Linked DNA regions of Homo sapiens: region 2 is linked to region 1. A link is a loop called in an ENCODE intact Hi-C map of the cell type or tissue named here. Cell type or tissue: endothelial cell of umbilical vein. All regions are shown on one strand. Each heading gives the region's core, and the rest is flanking DNA. Links, peaks and the distances in the headings are about the cores only.

Evidence for each region. A loop is a pair of places that touch in the nucleus more often than their neighbours do. Peaks named below come from ENCODE experiments on the same cell type or tissue, not always from the same donor. Only the 100,000 strongest peaks of a DNase experiment are listed, where the experiment ranks them.
Region 2: a loop joins it to region 1, with 2.8 times the contacts of the local background. A loop is called at or near these places in 15 of 110 quality-filtered maps.

What each region holds. Positions count from the first base shown.
Region 1 is chr19:13,245,128-13,250,497 of GRCh38, forward strand. CACNA1A (calcium voltage-gated channel subunit alpha1 A) reads right to left here. Exons shown (of 47, transcript NM_001127222.2): 31 at 55-138. Among named protein-coding and RNA genes, the nearest start is that of IER2, 97 kb to the left of the region's middle. In endothelial cell of umbilical vein, for the core only: a CTCF peak has its summit at 2,885; a DNase peak (open chromatin) is centred at 2,884; H3K27ac peaks cover 227 bases.
Region 2 is chr19:13,192,478-13,197,847 of GRCh38, forward strand. No RefSeq gene overlaps it. Among named protein-coding and RNA genes, the nearest start is that of IER2, 45 kb to the left of the region's middle. In endothelial cell of umbilical vein, for the core only: a CTCF peak has its summit at 2,211 (motif pointing right); a DNase peak (open chromatin) is centred at 2,244.

The sequences.
Region 1 (5,370 bases), core at 125-5,124:
CGCCTGCCTCGTCCAGCCCAGAGTCACCCAGAGAGAAGCTGGAGGGAGACTTACCCCAAACTCAGTCACGAGGATATCGGTGATGCTGCCCAGAACAGTCACAAAGTCGAAGATGTTCCAGGCATCGCGGAAATAATTCTAGAATGGGGACCCACAAGACAGAGATGCCAACAGAGGGCTTGGTTCCCGGCCCCCTAGGCTGGCCGGGTGCATGTTAGAGGCACAGTTGCCCATCAGCGGAGTGCCCGGGACAGTTATGGTTGTTCGAAGGGCTGCGGTAAAGGCTGTTCGACATCATCTGTGCTGAGTCTCCCTCCCTGGGAACTCCTGGGGGCCTTCCCATGATTGGCCTGGCCCCAGAGGGGGCCTCCAGACCCTGCTTCAGCTCCACAGGGCTGGGGCTGCTCTTCAGAGCTGTGGCCTGTCTCTCCAGCATTTTTGAGGGCTCCCGAGACCCCAGGGGCTTTATAAATGACATCACTGAGCTCCTCATGAAGATCCTGGAGGGAAGGGTTATCACCCATTTTCTTTTTCTTTCTTTCTCTTTTTTTTTTTTTTTTTTGAGATGGAGTCTCGCTCAGTCATCCAGGCTGGAGTGCAGTGGCACGATCTCGGCTCACTGTAACCTCTGCCTCCTGGGTTCAAGCGATTCTCCTGCCTCAGCCTCCCAAGTAGGTAGGACCACAGGTGCATGCCACCACACCCAGCTAATTTTTGTATTTTTAGTAGAGACGGGGTTTCACCATGTTGGTCAGGCTGGTCTCGAACTTCTGACCTCAAGTGATCTGCTCACTTTGGCCTTCCAAAGTGTTGGGATTATAGGCGTGAGCCACCACTCCCAGGTATACCCATTTTCTAGGAGGTAACCAAGCCACTCATCTGCCTGAGGCTAGCAGCACAGAGATGTAAAGCCAGGATTTGAACCCAGGCCTCAGAGAGCCCACAGTCTGTGTTCAGGTCCCCACTAGGTTGGCAGCATACTCGCAAAGAAAGGAGACTCTGGGTTCAAATCCCAGCTCTGCTACCACAGCTGTGTGGCTATGGGCAAGTGGCTTAACCTCTCTGGGCCTCCATTTCCTGATCTGGAGGCGGACAGTAACAGGGTGCAGAACAGGCACTGGACGGGGCTTTGGGGCCTTTCAGGCACACGCACTTCCTGGTCCCCTTGTGTTTAGATGGGGCCATGTGTGTCTAGGTGCAGTGATGTGCTGTGTGTGGAAGCAGTGTGGTCACTTTCTGGTCAGTGTTGGACTCTCTAGCCTCTCAACCCTGGGCTTGGCGACCAGTAACATTTTGAATGGCAGCTACTCTGTGAGCCTGGGTCCCTGGGTAACTATGAGGCAAACAGCTTCCCTGCTGAATGTAAAAAACCCTTCCCATCAATTTAAGTCACTGAGATGTGGGGGCTGTTTGTTACTGCAGCTTCACTTGATCTATCCTGACTGCTGCATTCCTGGGCTGGGTGCTGGCTCAAGGGGAAACACAAGCATAACCTCTCTGTTTGTTTTTTTTTTTTGAGACAGAGTCTCACTCTGTCGCCCAGGCTGGAGTGCAGTGGCACGTTCTCGGCTCACTACAAGCTCTGCCTCCCGGGTTCACACCATTCTCCTGCTTCAGTCTCCTGAGTAGCTGGGACTACAGGCGCCCACCACCACGCCTGGCTAATTTTTTGTATTTTTTAGTAGAGACGGGGTTTCACCATGTTAGCCAGGATGATCTTGATCTCCTGACGTTGTGATCCATCCGCCTCGGCCTCCCAAAGTGCTGGGATTACAGGCGTGAGCCACCACGCCTGGCCTCTCTTTTGTTAAAATATGGAAATACTCCACATTGTTTGGAGAACAGTCACAGCCTCAAGTCCCACAAGGTCTCCTGCTATCTCTGACTCCCCTCAACCGGGTACTGACATGGTGATGGGTGGCACCCCAGTTTGGATCCAAGAGTCTGGGTCAAAGAGATGGCCCTCCCCTCTGGGGTCAGTGGGACCCAAAACACAAAACACAGGGCCTTCTCAGCATCTTCGCAGAAGCAGAGGCCAGGTCAGGGGTTGGGGCGGTCAGTGTGACCCTGAAGTAGCCCCTCTACCTTACAGAGAAGGAGCCTGACCTTAGAGCTGTGCTTCCCTCCTAGGCGAAGTGCCTGGGGCCTCTGCGCCCTTCTCTGGAAGGCAGTGGTAACACAGCAATCAGACAATGAATGTGCGTCGCTGAGCATGGAATATACAGTAGGTGCCCAACAGATGGGATGTTGTTGTTTCACAACTGCCTAAAAAAGGAATTCAGGGGGCCGGGCGCGGTGGCTCACGCCTGCAATCCCAGCACTTTGGGAGGCCGATGTGGGCGGATCACGAGGTCAGGAGATCAAGACCATCCTGGATAACATGGTGAATCCCCATCTCTACTAAAAATACACGCACACAAAAATCAGGCAGGCGTGGTGGTGCGCGCCTGTAGTCCCAGCTACTCCGGAGGCTGAGGCAGGAGAATGGCGTGAACCTGGGAGGCAGAGCTTGCAGTGAGCAGAGATTGCACCACTGCACTCCAGCCTGGGCCACAGAGCGAGACTCCGTCAAAAATAAATAAATAAAAATAAATAAATAAATAAATAAATAAATAAAAAGGAATTCAGGTCCCACTGGCACTTTTGGCATTTTGGCAGGTGTTGCTGGGGCCCTGCCCATAGCTCAACTACACACCTGAGGTACACTACTTTGCCCAGGGTCTCTCTGTGGCTGCACAAGTGTTAGGGAATTAATAGCTCCCCTGGGAGTGGCCTGTGATTATGTCTGATGGGCACTGGAGGATAAATACTCCAATTCCCTCCCTGTGAGGTGGGATGACTCTGTGGTATGTGCTCTCTGTTGCCTCCTGGAGGTATCCACTGAAACTGAGCCCCATTTGTTCACAGCAGGAACTGGCTTAATAATACACTCTTTCCTGGTTGCCTTTCTGTCCCTGTGTCACTTCCTCTCTCCCTTACTGCCCTGCATCCCAGATAAATTCCTTGCACTCAATCCTTGTCTCAGGCTCTGCTTCTGGGGGAGTCCAAACAAAGACAACTTTATAGGCGTTTGGTCACAGACCTCAACCCCTAGGCTAGAGAGCTCCCCTCTATCTCCCAAATGTTATACAGGGAACTTGTGGCTTCATTTAAAACTGAAAGGGGAGACCAGGCGTGGTGGCTCATGCCTATAATTCCAGCACTTTGGGAGGCCAAGGAGGGAGAACTGCTTGAGGCCACGAGTTCAAGAACAGGCTGGGCAACAGAGTAAGATCCCATCTCAAAAAAAAAAAAAAAAAAAAAAAAGAGAAAGCAGAGGGGAAGCTCAGTGCTGGCTCTTGCAGGATTGGCAGGGTGAGGGAGATGCAGCTCCAGGCCCCAGTGGAAGACTCACTTCACCAGCAGAAGATCAACTCAGAATAAAATAACTGCAGGCTAGGTACGGTGGCTCATGCCTATAATCCCAGCACTTTGGGAGGCCGAGGCAGGCGGATCACCTGAGGTCAGGAGTTGGAGACCAACCTGGCTGACGTGGTGAATCCCCGTCTCTGCTAAAAATACAAAAATTAGCCGGGCGTGATGGTGGGCGCCTGTAATCCCAACTAGTCGGGAGGCTGAGGCAGGACAATTGCTTGAACCCGGGAAGCAGAGGTTGCAGTGAGCCAAGATTGCACCACTGCACTCCAGCCTGGGCAACAGAGTGAGAATCCATCTCAAAAAAAAAAAAATAATAATAAATTACAGATTCAGTGATTCCCTCCCACCTCACCAAACCAAATGAATCAGAACATCTAGGGGTTTGCTCAGGGTATCATTTAATTTTAAGAAATTTCCCTAAGTGCTTCTTTTTTGATTTTTAGAGTCCGGGTCTTGTGTTGTTGCTCAGGCTGGAGGGCAGTGATGTGATCGCAGCTCACTGCAGCCTTGAACTCCTGAGCTCAAGTAATCCTCCTGCCTTCGCCTAAGTAGTTAGGACAACAGTCATGTGCCACTATGCTGGCTAATTTTTCAATGTTTTCTAGAGATGAGGTCTTGCTATGTTGCCCAGGCTGGTCTGAAACGCCTGGGTTCAAGCAATTCTTCTGCCTTGGCAGAAGTCCCAAAGTGCTGGGACTACAGGCATGAGCCACCACACCTGGCCTCAAGTGCTTCTAATAAGTAGCATCTCCACCAAATGAAAGCCACTGTTTTGGAGGAAAAAGGTCCATTAGTAGGATCCCTTTCCTAGCATTTATTTATTTATTTTGATACAGGGTCTTGCTCTGTCACCCAGGGTGGGGTGCAGCGGCTCAATCACGACTCACTGCAGCCCTGACATCCTGGGCTGAATCCATCCTCTCACCTCAGCCTCCTAAGTAGATGGGACTGCAGGTGCACGCCACCACACCAGGCTAATTTTGTACTTTTTGTAGAGACAGAATCTCACTATGTTGTCCAGGTTGGTCTCAGACTCCTGGGCTCAAGCGATCCACCTGCCTCAGCCTCCCAAAGTGCTGCGATTACAGGTGTCAGCCACCGTGCCTGGCCCCTAGCATTTATTGAGTGCCCATGCCAGGCCAGGCTTCATCCTCAACCCTCTAGATGCACGTTAGTCCATTTGCTGTTTACCAGGGCTCTGCTGAGGTGGAGGGGGAGGATGGCTCCTTTTAATGATGGGGAGGTGACAAAGCTTATATAGGACGAGGCAAGATCTGAACTCTGGTGCTAAAGCTGATGCCCCTAACCACCTCCGTGAGCCAAGGTGGGAACCTGGTTTCCTGAGACCCTGGCTGAGACCCAGACTGTAGGTCACTCTCTTCAAAGGGATGGACTAAGCTGGTGGTCAAGAGAACAGATGTCCTGGTTCAAGTCCCACCTTGGCCACTCACTGGGGACCTTCAAGAATTCACTTCACTTCAAGTCCCAGCCCACTAGTATAAGCCTTCTTCACCTTAATTTTTTTTTTTTTTTGAGACAAAGTCTCACTCTGTCACCCAGGCTGGAGTGCACTGGTGCCATCTTGGCTCACTGCAACCTCCGCCTCACAGGTTCAAGCGATGCTTGGGCCTCAGCCTCACGAGTAGCTGGGATTACAGGCACACGCCACCATGCCTGGCTAATTTTTGTATTTTTAGTAGAGACGGGGTTTCACCATGTTGTCCAGGCTGGTCTTGAACTCCTGACCTCAAGGGATCTGCCCTCCTCAAGCTCCCAAACTGCCGGGATTACAGGTGTGAGCCATCACACTCAGCCCCCAATTTTTTAAAAAATAATTTTAATTTAATTTAATTTAATTTATTTATTTATTGAGATGGAGTCTCACTCTGTCACCCAGGCTGGAGTGCAGTGGCAAGATCTCGGCTCACTGCAACCTCCGCCTCCCACGTTCAA
Region 2 (5,370 bases), core at 130-5,129, 53 kb before region 1:
CGCCTTGGCCTCCCAAAGTGTTGGGATTACAGGCATGAGCCGCCGTGCCTGGCCAAAACCCTGTCTCTTAAACAAACAAAAAAGGTTAGGTGCGGTGGCTCACGCCTGTAATCCCAGCACTTTTGGAGGCCAAGGCGGGCGGATCACTTGAGGTCAGGAGTTTGAGACCAGCCTGGCCAATGTGATGAGACCCCATCTCTACTAAAAACACAAAAATTAGTGAGGCATGGTGGCGGGCACCTGTAGTCCCAGCTACTCGGGAGGCTGACACAAGAGAATTGCTTCAACCCGGGAGGCGGAGGTTGCAGTGAGGTGAGATCATGCCACTGTACTCCAGCTTGGGCGACAGAGCAAGACTGTATCTCAAAAAATAAATAAATAAAAAGTAAAAAATAAAAATTAGTTGGGTGCAGCGGCACCCACCTGTAGTCCTAGCTACTAAGTAGGCTCAGGTGGGAGAATTGCTTGAAATCTGGACTTTAAGGCCAGCCTGGGCAACATAGTGAGATCCATCTCTATTTTATTTATTTATTTATTTGAGAGAGGGTCTGGCTCTGTCACCCAGGCTGGAGCGCAGTGGTGTGTTCATAGCTCACTGCAGCCTCGACCTCCTGGGCTCAAGAGATCCTCCCATCCCAACCTCCCAAGTAGCTGGGACCACAGGAGTGTGGCAGGCTGGGCATGGTGGCTCACACCTATAATCCCAGCACTTTGGGAGGCCAAGGCAGGTGGATCATTTGAGGCCAGGAGTTTAAGACCAGCCTGACCAACATGGAGAAAGCCCGTCTCTATTAAAAATACAAAATTAGCCAGGCGTGGTGGCACATGCCTGTAATCTCAGCTACCCAGAAGGCTGAGGCAGGAGAATCGCTTGAACCCAGGAGGCGGAGGTTGCAGTGAGCCGAGATCACACCATTGCACAGAGCGAAACCTCGTCTCAAAAAAAGAAAAAAAGAAGTGAGGTCTCACTATGTTGCCCAGCCTTGTCTCAAACTCCTGGACTCAAGTGATCCTCCCGTCTTGGCCTCCCAAAGTGCTGGGATTTAAAAAAAAAAAGTAGCCAGGTGTGGTGGCACTCACCTGTGGTCGCAGCTACTTGGGAGGCTGAGGTGGGAGGTTCAATTGGAGGAGGTCGAGGGTGCAGTGAGCTATAATGGGACCACGGTACTCCAGCCTGGGAAACAAAGTGAGACACTGTCTCAACAACAACGACAGAAAACCAAACCAAAACAAAAAAGAAGAAAAAGAAAAAAGAGACTGCCTCTGTCTTTCCAGTTTTGGTTTCCTTCCTTCCTTCCTTCCTTCCTTTTTCTCTTTCTTCTTTTTTTTTTTTTGAGACAGTGTCTCGCTCTGTTGCCCAGGCTGGAGTGCAGTGGTGCGATCTTGGCTCACTGCAATCTCTGCCTCCCGGGTTCAGAACAGCAATTTTCCTGCTTCAGCCTTCCGAGTAGCTAGGACTACAGACATGCGCCACCATGCCTGGCTAATTTTTGTATTTTTAGTAGAGATGGGGTTTCACCATGTTGGCCAGGCTGGTCTCAAGCCCCTGACCTCAAATGATCCATCTGCCTTGGCCTCCCAAAATGCTGGGATTACAGGCGTGAGCCACTGTGCCTGGCCTGCCACTTTCTCTACCTCTCCTAAGCAGCCACTCCCCTCACACAAGAGAATTGCTTCAACCCGGGAGGCGGAGGTTGCAGTGAGGTGAGATTGTGCCGCTGTACTCCAGCCTGGGCGACAGAGCAAGACTGTATCTCAAAAAAATAATAATAATAATAATAAATAAAAATTAAAAATTAGTTGGGCGCTGTGAAACCCACCTATAGTGGCCCACTGCGCCTGGCCATCCAGTTAGAATTAAGAGTGGTCTCTCCGGGCGTGGTGGCTCACGCCTGTAATCCCAGCACTTTGGGAGGCTGAGGTGGGAGGATCACCTGCGGTCGGGAGTTTGAGACCAGCCTAACCAACATGGTGAAACCCCATCTCTACAAAATATACAAAATTAGGCGGGCATGGTGGCGCATGCCTGTAATCCCAGCTACTTGGGAGGCTGAGGCAGGAGAATCGCTTGAATCTGGGAGGCGGAGGTTGCGGTGAGCCGAAATCGCACCACTGCACTCCTGCCTGGGCAACAAGAGCAAAACTCCATCTCAAAAAAAAAAAAAAAAAAAAAAAGTGGTCTAATCTTTGGCTGTTTTCCATCTGGCCTCCAGGTGGCGCTGTCGACTGACTCCTTGGCTTGTTCAGGCTGTGCAACCTCAGGTAAACCAAGGCCCCCGGGAGCCTGGAGCTTGGGACACTACCTTGAGCAAGGCCCTGGACCTAATTTTGTGGAGTTCCAAATCTAATTTGATTGTCCAATTGATTTACTTTTTTTTGTTTGTTTGTTTTGAGACAGGGTCTCACTCTGTCGCATAGGCTGGAGTGCAGTGGTGGTGCGATCTCTGCTCACTGCAACTTCTGCCTTCCTGGTTCAAGGAATTCTTATGCCTCAGCGTCCTGAGTAGCTGGGGTTACAGGCATGCACCACCACGTCTGGCTAACTTTTGTATTTTTCGTAGAGACAGGGTTTCACCATGTTGGCCAGGCTGGTCCCGAACTCCTGACCTCAAGTGATCCACCTGCCTCGGGCTCCCAAAGTGCTGGGATTATAGGTGTGAATCACGGCTCCCGGATTTTTTTCAAAAATTTCAAAATTTATTATTTGTTTGAGACACAGTCTCACTCTGTTGCCCAGGCTGGAGTGCAATGGGGTGGTCTCGGCTCACTGCAACCTCCGACCCATGGGGTGAAGGGGTTCTCAAGCCTCTCAGGCTCCTGAGTAGCTGGGATTACAGGTGTGAGCCACTGCACCCGGCCGAAGTTCTAGATTCTTTTTGTTTGTTTGTTTTGAGACGAAGTCTTGCTCTGTCGAGATCTCGGTTCATTTCAACCTCCACCTCCCAGGTTCAAGCAATCCTGCTGCCTCAGCCTCCTGAGTAGCTCTGACTACAGGCACGCACCACCACGCCCAGTTTGTATTTTTAGTAGAGACAGGGTTTCACCATGTTGGCCAGGATGGTCTCGATCTCTTTCTTTTTGTTTTTTGAGACGGTATCTCGCTCTGTGGCTCACTGCAACCTCTGCCCAGGTTGAAGCAATTCTCCCAGTAGCTCAATTACTACAATGGTGGGGATTACAGGAACCCACCATTATGCCCGGCTAATTTTTGTATTTTTATAGAGACTGCGTTTCACCATTTTGGCCAGGCTGGTAGTGAACTCCTGACACCTCAAGTGATCTGCCCGCCTCGGCCTCCCAAAGCGGTGGGATTACAGGTGTGAGCCACCGCTCCCAGCCTCGAGTTCTAGATTTGTTAATCAGTTACAGTTTTCTCACCTTTGGCTGTTTGCCAGCTGGCCTCCAGGTGACGCTGTCGACCTGCCTCCTCCTCCACTTGTACAGACTGCCACCTCAGGTCAACCAAGGGCCTCCAGGCCGTCCCTGGAGCCTGGAGCTCGGGACACCCCATTGAACAAGGCCCGGGACTTAATCTTGTGCAGTTTTGAATCTAATTTGATTGTCCAATTGATTGATTATTATACTGTGGTCTTTGATTGGACAAGGCGGTCCTTGAGACTCAGGAAACACATTTTGGAGAAGAAGGTGCCTGGGCACCCTTAGAACATTTTTCCAAGCTGGGCATTGTGGCATGTGCCTGTAGTCCCGGCTACTTGGGAGTCTGAGGCAGGAGGATCCCTTGAGTCTACAAGTTTCAGGCCAGCCTGGGTAATATAACAATACCCTGACTTAAAAAAAAAAAAGTGCTTGATGTAATCCCATTTGTTGATTTTTCCTTTTGTTGCCTGTGCTTTTGGGGCCTTGCACAAAAAATCTTTGCCCAGACCAACATCTGAGCATTTTCCCAATGTTTTCTTATTTTCCTTCTTTCTTTCTTTTTTCTTTTTTTTTTTGAAACAGAGTCTTGCTTTGTTGCCAGGCTGGAGTGCAGTGGCGCGATATCGGCTCACTGCAGCCTCTGCCTCTCGGGTTCAAGCAATTCCACTGTCTCAGCCTCCAGAGTAGCTGGGACTACAGGCGTGCGCCACCACGCCAGGCTAATTTTTTTGTATTTTAGTAGAGATGGGGTTTTACCATGTTGGCCAGGATGGTCTCGAACTCCTGACCTCGTGATCCGCCCGCCTTGGCCTCCCAAAGTGCTGGGATTACAGGTGTGAGCCACCTCGCCCAGGCTTCTTTTTTGTTTGTTTGTTTCTTTTGTTTTTTTTTGAGGCAGAGTCTCACTCTGTCATGCAGGCTGGAGTGCAATGGCACAATCTCAGCACACTGCAGCCTCTGCCTCCCCGGCTCAAGTGATTCTCCTGCCTCAGCCTCCTCAGTAGCTGGAATTACAGGCACCCACTACTGTGCCTGGCTAATTTTTGTGTTCTTAGTAGAAATGTGGTTTTGCCATGTTGGCTAGGCTGGTTTTTTTTTTTTTTTTTGAGACAGAGTCTTGCTCTGTCACCCAGGCTGGAGTGCAGTGGCGCGATCTCGGCTCACTGCAAGCTCTGCCTCCCGGATTCACGCCATTCTCCTGCCTCAGCCTCCCGAGTAGCTGGGACTACAGGCGCCCGCACCATGCCTGGCTAATTTTTTTTTTTTTTGTATTTTTAGTAGAGATGGGGTTTCACCGTGTTAGCCAGGATGGTCTTGATCTCCTGACCTCGTGATCAGCCCGCCTCGGCCTCCTTTCAAAGTGCTGGGATTACAGGCTTGAGCCACCACACCCAGCCCAGGTTGGTATTGAACTTCTGACCTCAGGTGATCCTCCCACCTCGGCCTCCCAAAGTGCTGGGTTACAGGTTTGAGCCACTGCGCCCGGCCTCTTTGGTTTTTTGTTTTTTTGTTTGTATTTTTGCGACAGGGTCTCTCTCTGTCATCCAGGCTGGAGTGCAGTGGTGCAATCTGGGCTCACTGCAACCTCTGCCTAACAGGCTCAAGTGATTCTTGTGCCTCAGCCTCCCGAGTAACTAGGACTACAGGCACGAGCCACCACACCCAGCTAATTTTTGTATTTTTGTAGATGTGGGGTTTCACCATGTTGCCTAGGCTAGTCTCAAACTGCTGGACTCAAATAGTCCGCCTGCCTCAACCTTCCAAAGTGCTGGGATTACAGGCATGAGCCGTCGCGCCCGGCCTCCAAAGTTTCCTTCTAGGAGTTTCATAGTTTCAAATCTTAGATTTAGGTTTGTAATCCATTTTGATTTGATTTTTGTGTGTGGTGAGAGATAGGGGCCTAGTTTCATTCTTCTGCACATAGCCAGCCAGTTTTCCGAGCACCATTTTATTGAAGAAACTGTCCTTTCCCCAGTATATATTCTTTTTTTT